2 separate regions of the Homo sapiens genome follow, and region 2 is linked to region 1. A link is an interaction called in ENCODE POLR2A ChIA-PET data of the cell type or tissue named here. Cell type or tissue: A673. All regions are shown on one strand. Links, peaks and the distances in the headings refer to the core of each region. The heading gives the core; the rest is flanking DNA. Region 1 overlaps LOC105377642 (a long non-coding RNA gene). Region 2 overlaps GOLGA4 (golgin A4).

Region 1 (10,786 bases), core at 2,346-7,345:
AGGCATATTTACAGTCTGTATAAATATTGATGCATAATTCCTTTGCAAGAGTGAGTGTTCGAGTTAAGGCAATGAATTTGGCTTGCTGAGAGGTAGTGGAGGAGGGCAGAGTGGTAGCCTCAGTGATAGATATGGAAGATACTATAGCATAGCCTGCCTTTGCTGGTGAGTGGCGGTTAGGCCTGGTGGAACTGCCATCAATAAACCAAGTGTGATCAGGGTGAGGAACATGAAAGAAGGAAATACGGGGAAATGGAGTGAATGTCAGGTGGATCAGAGAGATACAGTCATGGGGGTGGGGGCCAGCCAAAAAGAGTAAGGTCAAGTTGTTTGGACAGAAAGGCTACAGGGTGCAGTCCCAGCTCTTGTGTAAGAATTTTGACTGCACAGCCCTGTACTTTGGCTGTGTGTAATGAAAAGGGTTGGGATGAGTTAGGGAGAGCTAGTGTGGGGGCAGCTTCTAGGGCTGTTTTTAAGGAACAGAAAGAGGAGTGGTGAAAGGATTTAGGATCTATGGGGTCAGCTAGGTTTGGTTTTGTGAGTTTATATAATGGTTTTATTAGGATGGCAAAACCAGGTATCTAAAGGTGAAAGTATCCAACCATGCCTAGGAAGGAAAGGAGTTGTTGTTTTGTAGAAGGGGTTGGGGTTTGGGAGATTAGCCAGACACAATCAGCAGGGAGAGCACGTGTGTTTTCATGAAGAACTATGTCGAGATAGGTAATGGATGAGGAAGAAATTTGGGCTTGACTGAAGTAATGGGGGCTGTCCGTGAAGCCTTGTGGCAGTACAGCCCAGGTAATTTGCTGAGCCTGATGGGTGTCAGGGTCAGTCCAAGTGAAAGCAAAGAGAGGCTGGGATGAAGGGTGCAAGGAATAGTAAAGAAAGCATGTTTGAGATCCAGAACAGAATAATGGGTTATGGAGGGGTTGTGGAGGGAGGTACTGAGGATAGGAGAGTATATGGCTTTGGCACCATGGGGTGGATAGGCAAGACAATTTGGTTGATAAACGCAGATCCTGAACTAACCTGTGAGACTTGTCCAGTTTTTGGACAGGTAAAATGGGGGAATTGTAAGGAGAGTTTATAGGCTTTAAAAGGCCATGCTGTAACAGGCAAGTGATAACAGGCTTTAATCCTTTTAAAGCGTGCTGTGGGATGGGATATTGGCACTGAGCAGGGTAAGGGTGATTAGATTTTAATAGGATGGTAAGGGGTGCATCATCCATCGCCAAGGAGGGAGTAGAGGTGTCCTACACTTGTGGATTAAGGTGGGGAGATACAAGGAGAGGATGTGCAGGAGGCATTGAACTGGGGCAAAAGGCAGTAGTGAGGTGTGGCTTTAACCCAGGAATAGTCAGGGAAGCAGATAATTTAGTTACAATGTTTTGAACTAATAAGCGAGCTGGGCAGGTGGGATAACTAAAAAGGAGTTCATTAAAGAATGTTGTCCAAGTTGGCACCAGAGTTGGGGAGTTTTAAGAGGTTTAGAAGCCTGGCTGTCAATACTCACAACAGTTATGGAGGCAAGGGAAACAGGCCCTTGAAAAGAAGGTGCTTGCCCCCGCAGGAAAGTGGAAATGGGGTGGGAGGTGCTTGCCCCCCAGGAAAGTGGAAAAGGGGTGGGAGGTGCTTGCCCCCCAGGAAAGTGGAAAAGGGGCAGAGACATGGAGAGAAGGGGTGGGGGGTACTTGCCCCCCTAGGAAAATGGAAAAGGGGCAGAGACACGGAGAGAAGGGGTGGGAGGTTCTTGCCCCCCAGGAAAGTGGAAAAGGGGCAGAGACACAGAGAGAAGGGGTGGGGGGTGCTTGCCCCCCAGGAAAGTGGAGAGAAAAGAGAGGGTAGAGACACGGAGAGAAGGGGTGACATGAGCAGCCCTGGGCTGCAATGTGGGTGAGCAGCCAAAGCAATTGTCCCTACAATTAACTTGCCACCAAGGGAATGTGGGTGAATGACCAAGTTAGGCATCCCCACGGAGATCAGACACCAACGGAATGTGGGTGAATAATCAGGCAGGCATCCCCACAATGATTAAACACCAAGGGAAGGCTGTGTTCCTGAGTCTGTGACCTGTGCCGGAGTTTTGGGTCCACAGATAAAATGTGTCTCCTTTGTCTCTACCAGAAAATGAAAGGAATTGAAATTAAGAGAAGGGAGAGACTGAAGGGTGGTGCCAAGATTGAAAGGAAAAGAGGTTGAGGGATAGTGAGAGAGGTTGGAGAAGAGAGTAGAAAGAGGCCGCTTACCCGATTTAAAATAGGTGAGATGTTCCTTAGGCTGGTTGGTCTGAGGACCCAAGGTCGTAGGTGGATCTCTTCACAGAGTGAGGGTGAGGATGGGGGACTGGTCTCCCAAAGGAGTCCCGCTGACCCAGGTCTTCGGCACCAAATGTCTCATGCGTCCCTATGAAGAGACCACCAAACAGGCTTTGTGTGAGCAACAAGGCTGTTTATTTTACCTGGGTGTAGGCGGGCTGAGTCCAAAAAAGGAGTCAGCAAAGGGTGGTGGGATTAGCATTAGTGCTTTTTTTTTTTTTTTTTTTTGGGACAGAGTCTTGCTCTGTCACCCAGGCTGGAGTGCAGTGGCACAATCTCGGCTCACTGCAAGCTCTGCCTCCCAGGTTCTCCTGCCATTCTCCTGCCTCAGCCTCCAGAGTAGCTGGGACTACAGGCGCCTGCCACCACACCTGGCTAATTTTTTGTATTTTTTTAGTGGAGATGGGTTTTTACCCTGTTAGCCAGGATGGTCTCGATCTCCTGACCTCACGATCCACCCGCCTCGGGGCCTCCCAAAGTGCTGAGATTAGAGGTGTGAACCACCGCACCCGGCCGGGATTATCATTAGTTCTTATAGGTTTGGGATAGGCATACAAAGTACCTTCTTAAGGGCAGGGGGAAAATATTACAAAGTACCTTCTTAAGGGTGTGGGAGAATATTACAAAGTACCTTCTTAAAGGTGGGGGAGAATATATCTTTTCAGTTAGCTCCAGCTGGAGTAAGCACTAGATGTTCCAGCTGTAGATGCACTAGATGCTCCAGCTGGAGTAAGCACTAGATGTTCATGGAGCACAGAGCAGGGGAAGACTTGAAAGGGGGTGTCTCATCTCAGCCAAGACCTGAAGGATTGACAGGAAGTTTCCAGGCAAAGGAAGAACTACAGAAAGGCTCAGTGTTAAGAACAAGCACCCCATGTTTGGGGAGCTGCAAATGCTTCAGGTAGAGATGCGCTTGGTATGAGACAAGCAAGGTCAGCTCAGAAAGGCTTGACAAGTCCTGATAATTGCTTCGGGCTATTCCTGAGGGTAGTAGGAAGTTTTTCAAGGATTTTAAAGGACTTGATATGCTTTGTGGAACACTCACTGCAGTTGTAGTCTTGGAAGGGGGCTAAATAGACCCACTCCCTCCTTTGAGAGACTTTCGTCATTTTGGCTTCCAGGAAAACATACACTACAGTTTTTGTCCTACTACCTGTGTTCATTCCTTTGCTGGCCTCTTGTCTTCTCCCCGATTGTTCATGATGGTGGGTCCCAGGGCTTCCACTTTTTTTTCCTCCAATCTACTTCCAATACGGCAGCCAGATTTAAAACATGAGGCAGGTCAGTCCTTTCTCTGCTCAGGACTCTCCAATGGCTTGCTGTTCTACTCAGAGTAAAAGTCAAAGTTCTTACAGTGGTCCCCGAGTCCCTACATGATTGGTCTCACTTTTCTCTCCACCACCAGCTCACTCTGCTGCAGCCACCCTGTCCTGCTTACTGTCTTCTGTACACACCAGGAATGCTTCCACCTCAGGGCCTTTGTGCTGGCTCATCTGTCTGCCCAGAATCCTCTTTGCCCAGATATCCTGTGGTTCCATCCCTGATCTTCAAGTCTCTGTTCAAATGTCGCCTTCTCAATGAGACTTTTCCTGACTGCCCCATTTAAAATTGCAACATTTCCTTCTAGCCTGACACTTCTGATACCCATTTCCCATTCCCTTTTCTTTCTTTCTTTGTAGCCCTTATAACCTTTTAACATCTTATATAATCTCTGTATTTGTTATTTTTATAGCTTATTGACTCTTACTCCCACTAGGTTGTAAATTCCACAGAGATGGAGCTCTTGGTGTCTTGTTCACTGATACGATCCAAATATCTCTTAGGATGTTTCCAGCTACATCCTGAGGCTTTCCCCAAGGATTCCCCTCTACCTGGAGGGGACTGTTCCCAAGTCCCTGAGCCCAGAAGATCCCTCAGAGACCATATAACCTGGAGATCATAAAGTTGCCTAAGACATAGCTGATTATGAAGGAGAGAACCCTGGAATTTAAGCAGATAAGGTGGATGTGGAGTTGACTGAACATTTCCCAGCTTTGTGATCTTGGGCAAGTCACCCCACCTCACTGAGATTCAATTTCTTTGCCTGTGAAATGAGGTTAATATTTGTCCCTCCTACCTTGCAGTGTGTGGTGGAAGTGTGGCCTTTTAGTTTAAATCCCTATGCTTTAGCAGGGCTCGATGGCTCACACCTGTAATCCCAGCGCTTTCAGAGGCCCAGGTGGGTGGATCACCTGAGGTCAGGAGTTTGAGACCAGCCTGGTCAACATGGTGAAACCCTTTTTCTACTAAAATTACAAAAATTAGCCAGGTGTTGTGGTGGGTGCCTGTAATCCCAGCTACTCGGGAGGCTGAGTCAGGAGAATCGCTTGAACCCAGGAGGCAGAGGTTGCAGTGAGCCAAGATCCAGCCACTGCACTCCAGTCTGGGTAACAGAGCAAGACTCCATCCCCAATAAATAAATAAATAAATAAATAAATAAATAAATAAATAAATCCCTATGCTTCAATATCCTAAGGAAAAGACCCACCTGCAGTTTATGATAACACAATGGCTATGTCTATATTTGTGCCAATTGGCCTTGAAGATAAAATGTCAGCTGTGGGGGAGGATATATTTGTGTTTAAAATTCAGAGATCCTGAGAGCATCAGGATGAGGTGGAGAAAGCGTGAGATTATGGTATTACAGACAGAATGGGCAATATTCACAAGGTGGAGGAGGAACGTTCATGCCATGGTCAGGGGCTACTGATAGGGGAAACCCAGGCATTGAGAGGATTAACCACTTTCCAGAAGTCCTAATAGACCCTTGGTGGACTCTAGGATTTTCAAGTCCCAGGCCAGCACTTTCCCCATCACTGTCTTCTCGAAGAGTGATAAATGAAGTTGTTTTCATAATACAGTGACATTTTCAGGTCCATTTCCTCAGACTCACTGGGTACTTCATGGACCATCACACTCCTGTTTGAGCATCTGGGCTGCATCTGCATCCAGTTTCCAAGGGTCTTGTCAGAACAGGAGGTAAACCCAGGTTATTGTCCCAATTTTGCCAGTCACTTGGGTCCCTGACTATTCCACAGCTCTGAGTCATAGATCACCATTTCTCTTTTAACCTAGTGGTAGAAGTTTATGCCTGTTGGATCATTGCTTTTATATCTTGTTAGCTTTGTCTAGGATTTATTAGTCTGTAATTTCAGATTGGGCCCCAGGGGTATTTCTGAATATAACTGTGTGTTTTGTGTGTGGGTGGGTATGCATGCAGGGATAATCTATGGCTTTAAATCTGAAGTTTAACTGGAAATAATAATAATTACTAATTAACAATGTGGATTTATATAAAATGTTATTGATGAAAATAATAGCAGCAGCCATCATTTATTGAGTGCTTATTATGTGCCAGCCACCATATTAATTTGAGGTAGGGACCATTTAAGGGTAAGAAAATCAACCACACAACATCAGTGATGGAGCTAGGATTCAAACCCAGGCTGACCAAAGAGTTCACTCTATTCTTTGCAATTACTGCATCCTCAAACAATCCCCTCCTCCACGGCTCTTGTTTTTCTTCAGTAATGGTTCCCAACTCTTTGCTGCCTGGACACACTAGACAGATGATATTTGGCCAGCATAACCCACTTCTGAGGCCCAGCTCCAATTTTTAGTGCATCCTGCCAACTTGTCTGTTGGCTGGCTCTACCTCCATCTGCAGCTCTCACGACTACGGCCCAGCAGTGTATCCAACAACATTGTGTGAACCTCTGCTCTAGGAGAAAGGCCATACCCTCCAGTCCACTCTGGCTCCACTCCACATCCCCCTCCTAACTTCTCATACCTCCCCCTTTGGAATCTCCCCTTGAGTTAGGCCAAGCAGAGTTCTGGAGAGGCCTTACAGATGATGTTCTCCTGGACTGGGATAAGTTCTGCATCCTTTTCAGCTACTCATGCCAGTTCACGTTCCTACATTTTCCAGGAACCCTTGTTGTACCAAGCAGGGTTCTCAGGTTGCCAATCACAGAAGCAGACCCTTAAAAGACCTTATTGGAATGATATGGGAAAGCTCACAGAATTTACAGAATCTGAGCCGGCAGGCCCCAGGAAGAGCAGTTAGGGGACCTGAGGTGTCCAAGTAGCAGGAGTTAATGGGAGGTCCCTTCAGAGAGCTTCCATCCGGGATAGATTTTCCACCCTTATGTTCCTGTACTCAAGATTCAAATCCCGGCCGGGTGGGGTGGCTCACGCTTGTAATCCCAGCACTTTGGGAGGCCGAGGCAGGAGGATCACGTGAGGTCAGGAGTTTGAAACCAGCCTGGCCAACATGGTAAAACTCAGTCTCTACTAAAAATACAAAAATTAGCCAGGGTCGGGGCGCGCGCCTGTAGTCCCAGCTACTCCGGAGGCTGAGGCAGGAGAATCACGAACCCGGGAGGCGGAGGTTGCAGTGAGCCAAGATCATGCCGCTGCACTCCAGCCCGGACGATGACAGAGCGAGACACCGTCTCAAAAAAAAAAAAAAAAAAAAAGATTCAAATCCTTGGAAGAGAGAGTGTGAATGGCCTAGTTTGGGTCTCTGGGCCACACATACCCATCGACCACAGCACTTTAATTCATAGTCCCGGCCAGGCACGGTGGCTCACGCCTGTAATCCCAGCACTTTGGGAGGCCGAGACGGGTGGATCACAAGGTCAGGAGATCGAGACCATCCTGGCTAACACGGTGAAACCCCGTCTGCACTAAAAATACAAAAAATTAGCCGGGCGTGGTGGCCGGCGCCTGTAGTCCCAGGTACTCTGGAGGCTGAGGCAGGAGAATGGCGTGAACCCGGGAGGCGGAGCTTGCAGTGAGCCGAGATCGCGCACTGCACTCCAGCCTGGAAGACAGCGAGACTCGGTCTCAAAAAAAAAAAAAAAAAAAAAAAAAATGCATAGTTCCGCCAAGTCCACCCACATGCAACTAGTTGGGGACAGTTTCTTAAAGGATAATTACAGTGCTGCAACAAGGCTGGGCGCAGTGGTTCAAACCTGTAATCCCAGCACTTTGGGAGGCCAAGGAGGGCAGATTACTTGATGTCAGGAGTTTGAGACCAGCCTGGCCAATATGGTAAAACCCCGTCTCTACTAAAAATACAAAAATTAGCCAGGAATGGTGGTGCACACCTGTAATCCCAGCTACTTGGGAGGCTGGGACACGAGAATCGCTTGAACCCAGGAGGTGGAGGTTGCAGTCAGCCAAGATCGTGCCACCACACTCCAGCCTGGGTAACAGAGTGAGACCTTCCCTCAAAAAAAAAAAAAAAAAAAAAAGTGCTGCTACCAGAAGAGGGGAGAAGGGATGCTGAGCAGGCTGGACACTAAGGCCACAGCCTTCTCTCCCTTCTCTCAAGCCTTAGATTCACACTGCTATTTTCCCTATTGATGGCCTCTCACTGACCTGCCTCACCTAGGGTTGTTATTTAAACGTGTGCTGCGAAATGCCTGTCATAGCCATCATTGTGCTTGCTTCAGAGCACATATGTTACCTTCCCCCAAAGTTGAGAAACTCCTGGGAGGCAAGAGCTGAGGCTCCTAAGTCCACAGGTTTGCTCGGAGCCAAACTATGGGCCAATTAACAGGTTTTAGGGACTGGCTGAGTGACCAGCTGCATGTTTGTATGTTGGGTGGAAGAGCGGGATACCAAGACAGTGAGGTAAGTGGGAAGCTTTCCCTGGAGAACTTTTTAACCCCCAGAATACACCTATTTTCCAGTGAAAGCAACTAAGTCAAGAGGTTCTGGGAGAATTAGTTAAAAGAATTGCAGCTCAAGACTGGCTCCATTAGGCCAGGTTCTTCTAGACTTCCACCATGGTCATATACACTTCTGAAAACTGTCACTGCCATTAAATCTCCCGTTACGATTCTTTTTTCCCTCTTAGTTTCTTATTAAGAGCCTTTATGGGGGCTGTGTGCCGTGGCTCACACCTGTAATCCCAGTGCTTTGGGAGGCCAAGGTGGGAGGAATACTTGAGGCTAGGAGTTTGAGACCAGCCTGGGCAACATAGTGAGACTCCATTTATATATATTATATATATATATACATATATACACATATATATGTATATATATATATAAATTTTTTTTTAATTTAGCAGCACAAGGATTGCTTGAGCCCGGGAGTTTGAGGCTGCAGTAAGCTATGATCATGCCACTGCACTCCAGCCTGGGCAAAAGAGTGAGACCCTGTCTCTAAAAACAAACAACAAAAACAAACAGAAAAAAAAGAAGGCTCTTATAAAAAAACATTGGCTTTCCCTCTGCTAACCTGCAGTTTGGGAAAGAGCCTGGATAAAGATTGAGGACATGTGGCAACTGGGACCCACTCTGCCCTTAACTGCTTAGCTGCTCATTCAGTCAACAAATAAACACTGAGAACCTACTATGTGTCAGGCATTGTTCAAGACACTGCTAGGGATACAGTGGTGAACCAAAGATACCAAATCTTCTTAATTTCTTTTCTTTCTCGGAGATAGGAGGCCTTTATCAGCTCTCATGGCTTTTTCAGAGCTATCATTCCAGAATTATATGAATGAAGGAAAAACAATTTTCTCTCTCTCATTCAAGGCAAAGGGGTATTCAAGGTGCCTCAGGAGGTAAAGCAAGTGGTGACATTTTCTTGGAAATAGTTCAGAATCTGGATGGATGGAGAGAGAGAGATTACATAATGAAAAGCCCACAAATGTTGGTTCATTGCTGGCACACAGTGAACACAGTGAACTCTTACTAAGTATCTGTTTGGTGGATGAATCATGTGGGAAAAAGAAGGGGACTTAATGGGTGGCTGCAGGGAGAATTTCCTCACTGTGACTCGAGACCCTCACATGTGCCTCTTTGCCTCTATCCTGTCTTGGGAGTACTGCTCCTTCCGTAACTCCCCCATCTCCTCAGGCATTTGGACCCCAGCGTTCCGGGCCTGAGAGTCCAGAATTTCCACTCTCTGTGATACAAAGAAGAGGCCCTGGCTCATTATTGACTATAACCCTAGGGTTTTTCCTCTTAAGAGGGAAACCTTCCCTCTCTTAATCTTCCGGGTCTTCCTAAGAGGAAAGAATGTTTGCTTCCTAGGCACCTAATATAAACTCCCTTAATGGGTTTAAGCCTGGGGTCACAGAATCAAGTGCACACAGAAAGAGGCCAGGCAGGTAATGTCAATTGTGACAGACAATAAGGAATGCTGGGGACTGTGGTGACCTGGAGAGCTGAGCCTCATGTGAACAGCATCATACTTTAAAAAAGTACTGTGTGGGCCAAAACAGTGGCACTCATGTGTGGGTGTTCGAAGATCAGTGAACTATCAGTTTATGGCATCTATTATTAGAAACAAGCCAGAAAAACTTGTCAACTTTTCATTCTTCTCTCTGCGGCATGTCTCCCTGAGACCACATGGCTGCTTGAATGGAGGGAAAGAAGAGGAGGACATGCCAATCGGAGAATGTAGGTTAATATCTTCAATAGTATTCTACCATACCCACATTTGGCTTGGATAGAACGTTTTCTTGGGCTAAACTCCATAAAATTCCTATAGAGGCACAATTACTGACTCAAACAAAAGCTGCCTTTGACTATTGAGAGAGGAGTGTCTAGGTCAGAAGGATCAATTTTCTGATGAATCAGTGAGCAATTCTGAGTGGAACTAATCAGGCTTGTGTTGTGTCACCCTTTATTTATAACCCATGGTTCAGTGATCTGAAATCTGACCACTCCTCCTCTGACTTCCCCCGACCTCCTTCTACTTTCCTAACATGTGTGCAAATGTACCACATGTATACACACACAGAGAAATACAAAGATGAAGAAAAGCATTTTTCAGAAACAAGAAGGCTCAGAGAGATGTTAGAGCCTTCCTGACAGTACTGGAAACAACAAAAGATGCAAGGGTGTGACGGCCAGTGGAAGTAATTTAACTCCTGTGCCTCCAGGGAATCACAAGGTCTCAGGAAAACAGCCATGAGTAACAAATTAGCTCCCCAGCAAGGCAAATTCCTGGAGGATTAAAGACAGGGAGTGATCCCAGCAACATTTCTAGTTACTAATGCCTAGGGATAGGAAGGGCAATCAATTAATTTTTCCCTCAGGATTCCAACTGAGGTTGTCCCATAAAGTATTGGGTCATATTTCCAAAGCCACGTTAGGTCAGGCCTTGGTTACCCATCACATTAGTTAAGGTTATATTGGTTTCAGGGAAGAAAAGGAAACTTTGGCTGACTTAAACAAAAAGGAGGATTATTGGGAAGCTCCTGTGGGCTTTGATGAAATCAAAAAGAAAGCTGGATAACCACAGCTCAGCAAGGGAAGAAACTGAGCACCAGGAGTTCATGGTTGTGTTGCCATTGATATGATTCTGTTTCAGTGTGCCCAGGCTCTCTGGTTCTTTGGGATAAAAGGATCTCATGGGCCCTATGACTTAGCTTGGGTTCCCCAAAGGCAGAGGGATTCTGTTGTGAT
Region 2 (10,786 bases), core at 2,409-7,408, 52 kb before region 1:
ATAATCTTGGCTCACTGGAACCTCTCTACCTCCCAGGTTCAAGCGATTCTCCCGCCTCAGCCTCCTGAGTAGCTGGGATTACAGGTGCCCGCCAACATACCTAGCTAAGTTTTTATATTTTTAGTAGAGACAGCGGGGGTGGGGTGGGTTTCACCATGTTGGCCAGGCTGGTCTCGAACTCCTGACCTCAAGTAATCCACCCTACTCGGCCTTCCTAGGTGCTGGGATTACAGGCATGAGCCACCACACCTGGCAGATGGCCCTGTTTCTATCTTCCCAGATACTGTTAAGTACAACTGTTAGTAGAACCCTTATGATTTTGGGTCAATTAAATTCATCCAACCTGTGGCCCAGGATGGCTTCGAATGAGGCCCAACACAAGTTCATAAACTTTCTTAAAACATTATGAGACTTTTTTGCTTTTTTTTTTTTTTTTTAGCTCATCAACTATTATTAGTGTTAGCGTATTTGATGTGTGGCCCAAGACAATTCTTCTTCTTTCAATGTGCCCAGGGAAGCCAAAAGATTAGACACCCCTGTAAAAAGTACCTGTGATAATATACTCTACAGAAGATCCAAGAATAAAATGGTTTACAGTAGCAGCAGGTGAAGAAATATCCAGTACAGAATGTGGTAAATCATGTTGATCAAATTCAAGACCACAACTCAAGGCTCTATTTTGTCTATATAGATAGTTTTACTACATAGAAAGCCTTTAAACAAAATGACAGCATAAAAGGACAAGGTATCTAACTTTCTCTAGTCTTAATCGCCAATGAAAAGACCAAGGGTATATAAGATGGGAAAAAACATGTATCAGCCCAGAAACCAGGAAAGAAGATGCAATTTAGATTCAAGGAGGTTTTGCGAAGTCCATGAACTCCTCAGCCCTAAGTAAAATAAGTAATCAAAGATCAGCTTTCCACTCCAATTATGAGAATACTCAGCATATGCAACAAGAAAGTGGAACCAAAGGTTTGTTCTTCAAAAGATCAACAAAATTGACAAACCATTAGCTAGACTGACAGAGGGGAAAAAAGAAGACTCATATCATGAAAATCAGGAATGAAAAAGAAGAAATTACCCGAGTGTGCAGAAAAGGATTACAAAGCTATACTATGTGTTAAAAGCAAAGGTTTTTGCCTCATTTGAGCATGGGCTGCTTAGTTAGCAGCCTGCAATTGACAGACTTGACTGCTGTGACTGCCTGAGACTCAGGAGCTGTTACAAAAACTACATTCCTAATTTAGGATTTCAGTTTGTTTATGTACAAGTTAGGCTACAGTTCCTTACAGAGGGACTCAAGATATACAGGTAGGCTCAGGCCAAATTTAGTTTAATTTATGCCAACAAATGAGATAAATGAAATGGACAAACTCCTAGAGATACACAAATTACCAAAACTAACTCAGGAAGAAGCAAAATCTGAACAGAGCTATAAAAAGTAGATACTGAATTAGTTATCAGAACACTTCCCTCAAAAAAAAGCCCAGGACACATGATTTCAATGGTAGATTCTACCAAACATTTAAAGAATTAATAGCAATTCTTCACAAACTCTTGAAAAAATACAAGAGAGGTGAACACTTCCCAACTCGTTTCATGGGGGCTGTATTACTGATACAAAAACCAGATTATCACAAAAAAAGAAAACTGCAGACCAGCATCTCTTATGAATATAGACACAAAAATCCTCAACAAAATACTAATGAATCAATCCGGTAATATATAAAAAAGATTATATACAAGAAACAAGTGACATTTATTGCAGGAATACATGGTTAATTTAACCTCTGAAAACCAATTAATACGATATTCAATATAATAAAGGATTTAGGAAGGAATGTTTCTCATGTATTACTTTGAAGATACTTCCCAGTAATCCCTAAAACGATGCCTTTAAGCCATATAAGCCTTGAAACATAAAATAAATCTCTAAAATGTGCTTAAGAATTCTCAACAACTGGGGCCAGGTGTGGTGGTTCATGCCTGTAATCCCAGCACTTTAGGAGTCCAAGGTGGGCAGATCACTTGAGGTCAGGCATTCCAGGCCAGCGTGGCCAACATGGTGAAACCTCATCTCTACTAAAAACACAAGTATTAGCTGGGTGTGGTGGCACATGCCTGTAATCCCAGCTATTCAGGAGGCTGAGGCAGGAGAATCACTTGAACCTGGGAGGTAGAGGTTGCAGTGAGCTGAGATCATGCCACTGCACTCCAGCCTGAGCAACAGAGCATATATATACAGAGCATATATATATACAGACAGCATATATATATGCTCTCTATATATATATATGCTCTATATATATCATATATATGCTCTATATATATGCTCTCTATATATGCTATATATCTCATACATATACAGAGCATATATATATGCTATATATATCATACATATACAGAGCATATATATGCTATATATATAGCATACATATACAGAACATATATATATACAGAGCATATATATATACACACATATATATATACAGAGCATATATATATACACACATATATATATACATATATACATACATATATATATGTATGTATATATACATATATACATACATATATATATGTATGTATATATACATATATACATACATATATATATGTATGTATATATACATATATACATACATATATATGTATGTATATATACATATATACATACATATATATATATATATATATGTATATATATGAAAACACACCTAATTCTGGAATTTAATTTAAAAACAATATGAAAGTTGTTTGTGGATAAGGCCCCAGGATAACAATGGACATGGTTACTATGGCCTCTAATAAATAAGGAAGTGTCTCAGGAAGACAGCAAACCAGAGAGAGCAGGATAGGAGGCAAAATGAAGCTATCAATCCTTCCTTCATAAATTCAATAGGCAAAGTGACACAGAGATAACATCCCTAGGACCCTAATCCACATAATAGTACATCTGTTCCCCTCCCCTCACACAAAGACCTAAAAAGAGGAAGGGGAGCAGCCCCTCCCCTCTTCCAAGCCTGTCCCTAATAACTTAGTTAGCACCTACTACGTGCAAGGTACCACACTAGAGATGTACATGCCTTCTTACTGGTAATCCCCAAAACTTCAAAAATTTCTCATTTTACAAATGAGAAAACCTGAGACTGAAAAGTTAACTTTAATAGATCTTTCAGTCAGCAAACAGCAAAGACAGGATGTAAACTTGGGCTGATCCAGGTAACACCAAAAACCATCCTTTCCTCACCAGTCTATTCCAGGTCTTATTCCAGGTACTAATACAGTACATAGATTTTTACTCCCTTAAAAAAAATCATTAGACTCAGTTATAAAAAGAAAGTAGATACATGCTACAACACAAATGAATCTTGAAAACATTAAGCTAAGTAAAAGTGGTCAGACACAAAAGGTAACATATCGAATGATTCCATTTATATGAAATATCCAGAAAAGGTAAATCCATTAAGACAGAAAGCAAATTAATGGTTGCTAGGGGTTGGAGGAAGGAGTGGGAATGACTGCTTAATCAGCATGGGGTTTCATTTTGGGGTGATGGAAATGTTATGGAACTAGATAGATGTGATGAATGTACAACACTGGGAATGTACTGAACGCTACTTAATTGTTTGCTTTAAATGGTTAATTTATGTTATATGAATTTAAACTCAATTAAAAAAAAAAAATCAGGGTCCCTTGAGCCCAGGAGTTGGAGGCCAGCCAGAGCAACATAGTGATACCCTATCGCTGAAAAAGTCCAGGTCCAATCTGGAGTGGGGCAGAGGATAGGAGGATGTTAGCTTCATTTGCCCTAGTTAATCCCTTACAGGATCCTACATCACATGTTGCTCTAAAGCAACCCAGAACTAGGGAAGCAAAAAAGATTAACCTCAAGCAACAACAAGGACAGGAAGCCCTACTCTGAGGATAGTGGGGCTATGCCTAGGATCACCAGGAGAGAGTGCTATGATCAAATAGACAGATCTGCCATTTGCGCAGGATAGGAGAGTACCCAGAGTAGACTTAATGTAGACTTCAGAGTCAATGCAAATTCAGTCTACTCTCCTCTGCCTTCAATGTTTATAATAATATAGATTTTTTTTATGTCCCTTTTTTTTTTTGAGATGGAGTTTTGCTTTTATTGCCCAGGCTGGAGTGCAATGGCACGACCTCGGCTCACTGCAACCTCCGCCTCCTGGGTTCAAGCGATTCTCCTGCCTTAGCCTCCTGAATAGCTGGGAGTATGGTATTGAATCAAAGACAAAGAGAACAGTGGAACGGAATATATAAAGCTCAGAAACAAAGCCACTCAAATATGGACATGAATATAAAGCATGAATGTAAAACGATACTCATTAAGACAGTGTGGTATCAAAGAGAACAATGGAACAGAATAGAGAACTCAGCCACTCAAATATGGACATATGGACCCAATTAATGAAAAAATGTAGAACAGTAGAGCAGTGTGAAAAAGATGAGACAACCGGATACACATACTGGAGGGGATGAAACTTGATCCCTACTTCACACCATATTGAAAAACCATTTCCTGGGCTCAAGGGATCCTCTTGCCTCAGCCTCCTGAGTAGCTGGGACTACAGGTGCACACCACTGTGACTGGCTTGGATTTATTTTAAGTGTTAAGTGTTTTTTTGTTTGTTTGTTTGTTTGTTTGGCCCTGTGCGGTGACTCATGCCTGTAATCCCAGCACTTTACGAGGCCAAGGTGGATGGATCACTTGAGCTCAGGAGGTTGAAGCTGCGTAGTGCTGAGATTGTGCCACTATGCTTCAACCTGGGCAACAGAGTGAGACCCTGTCTCAAAAAACAAAAAAAAAAAATGCTTTTTTTTAAAAGAAAATGTGGAAATTTAGCTCAAAACATAAATATTTGTCCACCGCAACAGTAGACACAGTAAAGTCTACGTATCTGGAATGCTTAGGTGGTAGAATGGTTTCATTAAGTTAATTTCCTGATTTCATTAAGTTAAAAAAAGGTTTTGCCTTTTTATCTATTGCTGAAAATACTAATATGTCTACTTTCCTGTGTTGGTAAATACTGTATATAAACCCAAATAAATCTGTCTTTGTTTGGAGTGCCTCAGGCTTCTTTATAAAAGGGACATATAAAGGTCAGGCGTGGTGACTCATGCCTGTAATCCCAGCACTTTGGGAGGCCGAGGCGGATGGATCACCTGAGGTCGGGAGTTCAAGACCAGCCTGGCCAACATGGTGAAACTCTGTCTCTACTAAAAATATAAAAAGTTAGCCAGGCATGGTGGTGGGTGCCTGTAATCCCAGTTACTCGGGAGGTTGAGGCAGGGAGAATTGCTTGAACCCGGGAGGTGGAGGTTGCAGTGAGCTGAGATCGCACCACTGCACTCCAGCCTGGGTGACAGAGTGAGACTTTGCCTCAAAAATAATAATAATAATAATAATGATGACAACAAAACAAACCTATAAGGATTTTGACTGGGATTGCACTGAGTCTAAAGATAAGTTTGGAAAAAGCCTTAATATTGCAAATCAAACTTTATCATTTTTTTAGTATTATAAATAGCTTTCTACAGTAAGCCTTGTGGATATACATTTAAAATGCTATTGTTCTATAGGACAGATTTCTAGAAATGGGATTTCTAGATAATAGGGTATAAGTTAATTTAAAATATATATAAGCTATATATATAATATATAAGCTAATTTATATAATGTATATTATATATAATAGCTAATAATAATATAATAAGCTAATATATATAATATATAAGCTAATTTAAAAATTGTAAAAATACGGCCCGGCACAGTGGCTCGCGCCCGTAATCCCAGCACTTTGGGAGGCCGAGGCAGGCAGATCGCGAAGTCAAGAGATTGAGACCATTCTCAGCAACATGGTGAAACTCCGTCTCAAGTAAAAACACAAAAAATTAGCTGGGCATGGTGGCGAATAGTCTCAACTACTAGGGAGGCTGAGGCAGGAGAGCCACTTGAACCCAGGAGGCGGAGGTTGCAGTGAGCCAAGACTGCACCCCTGAACTCCAGCCTGGCGACTTTAAAACAATTAAACAATTGTTTAATTAAAACAATTAATTTTTTAATTAATTAAAACAATCTTTAAAACAAAACAATTAAAAAAACAAAAAACAAACAAAAAAACCTTTATTTAGATGTTGACAGCAAAATAAACAAAAGGTACATAGTACAGTTTTTGCACTCAAAGTTCATGTCATATACACTATATCCTTGATGCATATACTGAAATGATCTGATAAAGTTGCATAAAAGTACAGAGTATATACAGTTTCCTGAGATCTTATTTTCTTAAGTATTATTTACATTATTGCATTTCTTTAACTTTACCATCTCAAATACAATATTGTTGAACTCAGTTTATACATATAACCTATTTGAATGAAAGCTGCAGTACTGAGTTGTAATGTTTTTGCAATCAGTATTAATGGCATCATTTCTATACTCAGTATATTGATTGACATTATAGTATATTAGTTTGCATACAATAAAGTGAAACACTGAAAATAGTGCAGAATTATGTTGATTGCTACCATTTTTTTTTTTTTTTTGAGACTGTGTCTCGCTCTGTCGCCCAGGCTAGAGTGCAGTGGCACGATCTCAGCTCACTACAACCTCCACCTCCTGAGTTCAATTGATTCTCCTGCCTCAGCCTCCCAAATAGCTGGGATTACAGGGACGTGTCACCACGTCTGGCTAATTTTTGTATTTTTTTAGGGTTTCACCATATTGATCAGGCTGGTCTCGAACTCCTGGCCTCAAGTGATCTGCCCACCTCGGCCTCCCAAAGTGCTGGGATTACAGGCGTGAGCCACCATGCCCGGCTGACTGCTACCATTGCTTTTTTAAAATACTTTTTAAAAATCTAGGATGCTTTAAAATAATTTAATTGAATATACCTTTACAAAATAATTATTTCTGAAAGATTTGGTTTTAGCACTCTTTTACAATCGACCAAGTCAGCTAAAGTTTATTTATTTCTTTCTAAATTTTAATATTAACAATCCTAGCTAAGAGATGGTTTCGGATAGAATGACAAAGCATTGTCATCACTTCATCTCCTTGCTTTTTAAGCTTTTTTGACAACTTTAACAGGTACTTTGACCACAGAGTGCAATCTAAACCTTACTTCAACTTATTTTATAATAAATAAAGGATTTTTCAATTATATAATTAAGTTTTTGGTTAAAAGGACATTAAATTAATTTTTTCATCATTTCCCTGTACCCTATGCGGTTTCTCATTTTGTTAAACTTCTAAGATAGAAGGTACTGTCAGGGATGGGAAATGGATGGGAACCAGGCTTTTTTTTTTTTTTGAAAGACAGGGTCTTACTGTGTCACCTAGGCTGGTGCAATCATGGTTCACTGCAGCTTCGACCTCCGAGGCTCAAGTAATGCCCCTGCCTTAGCCTCCTGAGTAGCTGGGACCACACAGGTGCATGCCACCATACCTAGCTAATTTTATTTTATTTTATTTTTGCAGAAACAGGGTCTCACTCTGTTGCCCAGGCTGGTCTCAAACTCCTGGACTCAAGCAATCCTCCTGCCTTGGCCTTCCAAAGCGCTGGGATTACAGGCATGAGCCACCATACTTGGCCTAAAACTAAGAACTTCTGTTCATCAAAGGACATCATTAAAATGAATGGCAAGCCACTGAGTGGAAGATAGCTGCAAGATATATATTCAACAAAAAACTCCTTAGTATTCTATATTTTTTAAAAAACTCCTACAAATCAGTTTTAAAAAAAGATAATCCAATAGAAAATGGGCAAGGGACTTAAGCACTCACAAAAGACATCAAATGGGCAATAAACAGATGTAAATGCTCAATCTCGTTAGTTATCAGAGAATGTAAATTAAAACCAAAATGAAAGACCACCACCAGAACAGCTGAAATGAAAAAGACTGTTTTCCAGCATATTTACACAGAGTAGAAAAATAAAGACTCTCAAAAATATAGGGCAAAAGCAACTTTCATAAGCTCCTGGTGAGAATTTAAATTTCTACAACCACTCTGGAAAACCATCAGCATTATCTTCTTATGTGTTAAAATGGAGCAGTGATTCTACTCCAAAGTACATACCAACAGAAATGCAGGTACATGTACACCAAAAAAAAGTACAATAATGTTGATGGCAACATAATTCATAGTAGCCAAAACCTGTAGACAACCCAAATGTTTAACTACAATGTTTACATTTAGAAAGCATATTTAAGAGGTAAAACTATTAAAAAAAAAAAAAAAAAGGAAGCAAGCAAATACCAAAAATTCAGGATGGTGGTAATCCTTCAGGGGGAAAGGGAGCACGACAGTGCTAACAGTGTTCCTTTGCTTGACCTGGGAGGATTCACTTCATGATAATTTGCTGACCCGTGCATTTATGTTTTACCTTCTTTTTGTATGTGTGTTACACTTCACAGAAAAAAAGTGGGAAATAATGAGTTTTAATGCCAGCTGCTGGTTACATGGAATAAGTTAAATAAGTTACTTCTCAGTTTCCACTCACCAGCTTGAAAAAATGATGCTATGTTGAACAAATTTATCAAATTATTCTGAAAACTTCAACTATTAAATCCAGAACATATTATCCTCTCAAATTAAGGTTCTCAACAACCATACTTTATAAAGCATAATTGGGAGAATCACTTGAGCCCAGGAGTTCAAGACCAGCCTGAGCAACATAGTGGGACCCCGTCTACGAAAAATTTAAACGTTAGCCAGGCAGGTGGCGTGCGCCTATAGTCCCAGCTACTCAGGAGGCTGAAGTTAGAGGATCACTTGAATCCAGAAGGTCAAGGCTGCAATGTGCAGTGATCGTGCCACCACACTCTAGCCTGGGTGACAGAACCAGACCCTGTCTCAAAAACATACATACATACATACAGACAGACAGACAGACATAAATCATAACTGCTATTTGTGAAAAAAAAAAAAAAAAGACCAATTGTGTTACTAATAAAAACTCTACCTAGGAATTAAATAGCTGACCTGTCAAAAGTTTCCCATTTTGTTATCAACAGCATACATTTTAGATTAGTTTCTTTTGAGAGGTATACTAGAAAAGGAATTCCAAACTTACCTCTCTATTGGGTGTACCTTCATCAAGTTGCTCTGTAAATGAAGATGTCCTGCTCCTCATTCTTGTTGGTGTTGAAGAATTGGAGGACGCCTAGATTTAAAAATTATTGCACAAATTAGCAAGACTATATTGACTAGTGAACTATGAACTAGGTAGTCCTTCTCTCAGTCCATGCCCAAAGAATTCAGTGAAAGAAAGGAAAAGAGCAAAAACACGAAAAGCAGAAAAGGATAACAAATATAATCAACTAGAAAACCCAGGCTACCTACTAGGTCCCTGGCCTAACTCTGCCACCAACTAGAACTATGATCTTAGCTACATGAACTTTTTGAGGACTATGTGTCTCCATATATAAAATAAAGTTGCGATACTAGTGTAAGATGATAATATTAGAGAAAACTGAAGCCAGGTGAGGGGTATATAAAAACTCTCTGCACTATCTTTAGAACTTTTCTATAAACCAAAATTATTCCAAAATTAGAAGTTCATTTAAAAAAAAAAGGCTGGCAATTCAATCTTTAAGATCCCTTCTACCTTCTAGCTCTAACATTCAATAGTATGAAATGCACAGATAAACAGCACTTGCCCACCTAATTAATGGCCTTGCTTTGAGCCTACCTTGAATACCACTGCTAAATACTGAGATGCTATTCCATTTAGCTCTGTAATTGACAGCCTGACTCCTATAACCCTCAGCGCAAAAAAACTCAGGAGAAAGGGCTCAAAATTTAAACTAGAGGTCTGGGGTCTACTCTAAGGTGAGCTAAAAACAACCCTAAAAGTATAAAACCAAAATTTTGAAATCCCCCTACACCCACAGCAAAATAGATCTGAACTCAGATCTATTTTGAGAAATGAATGAGTCATGATATCTTACCTCTTTTTGTAGTCTGCACTTTACAAAAGGCAGTTAATAAATATTTGTCAAATAAATGAATGAATGAATAAACAAATGGAACTCTGGTCTGTGGTATCCGTGCACAAACTGCTGTGGTTAGGGTGGAACTGAGAGGTCGTGAGGAATAGTATACAAATATACACATACTCTATATACACATATATACATCCAGACAGACATATACATATTTAGCTTATGATAAAAGTAACATTTTGCATCAGGATAGACATTCAATAAATGTTGGGACAACTGGCCATCCATATGGGGCAAGACACACAAATCAGATCCTTCATACTTAAGCTATATTAAAGATTTAATTTTTTTTATTGAAATACAAAAAATTCAAGAGTCTATTTCTACAATCTCTGAATGGGAAAGAGATTTTTATGTGAAAAACAAATCAAAGCAGCAGTTTAATTGGGAGGTGAGGAAAAGCATCTACAAATATGACAAAAGTTTAATAACCTTTTTTCTATAAACAGCTCTTATAAGTCCGTAAGTTAGAACTCAGAAAACTTACTAACCCAATCTTCTTTTTATCTGAGACAGGGTAACCTGAGCTCCATCAATGAAACACATGAGACTTCGAGTCATAAGTGAGTGATGTGAAAAAACAGACATACAAATAAAGTTCATCATCTGATGACAATGGAGACAGAACTTCATGCATCCACACAAATATAAGCTGTGAAGTGACAGATGCAATGCTGGTGCCAAGCTGAAGCAGCTGCAACACAGAGTAGTCTCCCCAGTATAACTGGACGTAGCAATCAGCTCA

What was found. ChIA-PET counts read pairs that join two places held together with the same protein. Peaks named below come from ENCODE experiments on the same cell type or tissue, not always from the same donor. Only the 100,000 strongest peaks of a DNase experiment are listed, where the experiment ranks them.
Region 2: POLR2A ChIA-PET joins it to region 1 with 7 read pairs; 19 of 35 experiments call an interaction of 5 or more read pairs at or near these places.

What each region holds. Positions count from the first base shown.
Region 1 is chr3:37,197,445-37,208,230 of GRCh38, reverse strand. LOC105377642 (a long non-coding RNA gene) reads right to left here. Exons shown (of 3, transcript XR_007095869.1): 2 at 3,469-3,639; 3 at 1-2,403. Among named protein-coding and RNA genes, the nearest start is that of LRRFIP2, 28 kb to the right of the region's middle. In A673, for the core only: no CTCF peak of the experiment used is centred there; no DNase peak of the experiment used is centred there.
Region 2 is chr3:37,249,809-37,260,594 of GRCh38, reverse strand. It overlaps GOLGA4 (golgin A4), which reads right to left. Exons shown (of 24, transcript NM_002078.5): 2 at 9,111-9,200. Among named protein-coding and RNA genes, the nearest start is that of GOLGA4-AS1, 11 kb to the right of the region's middle. In A673, for the core only: a CTCF peak has its summit at 3,973; DNase peaks (open chromatin) are centred at 3,954 and 4,454; H3K4me3 peaks cover 341 bases; H3K27ac peaks cover 1,773 bases.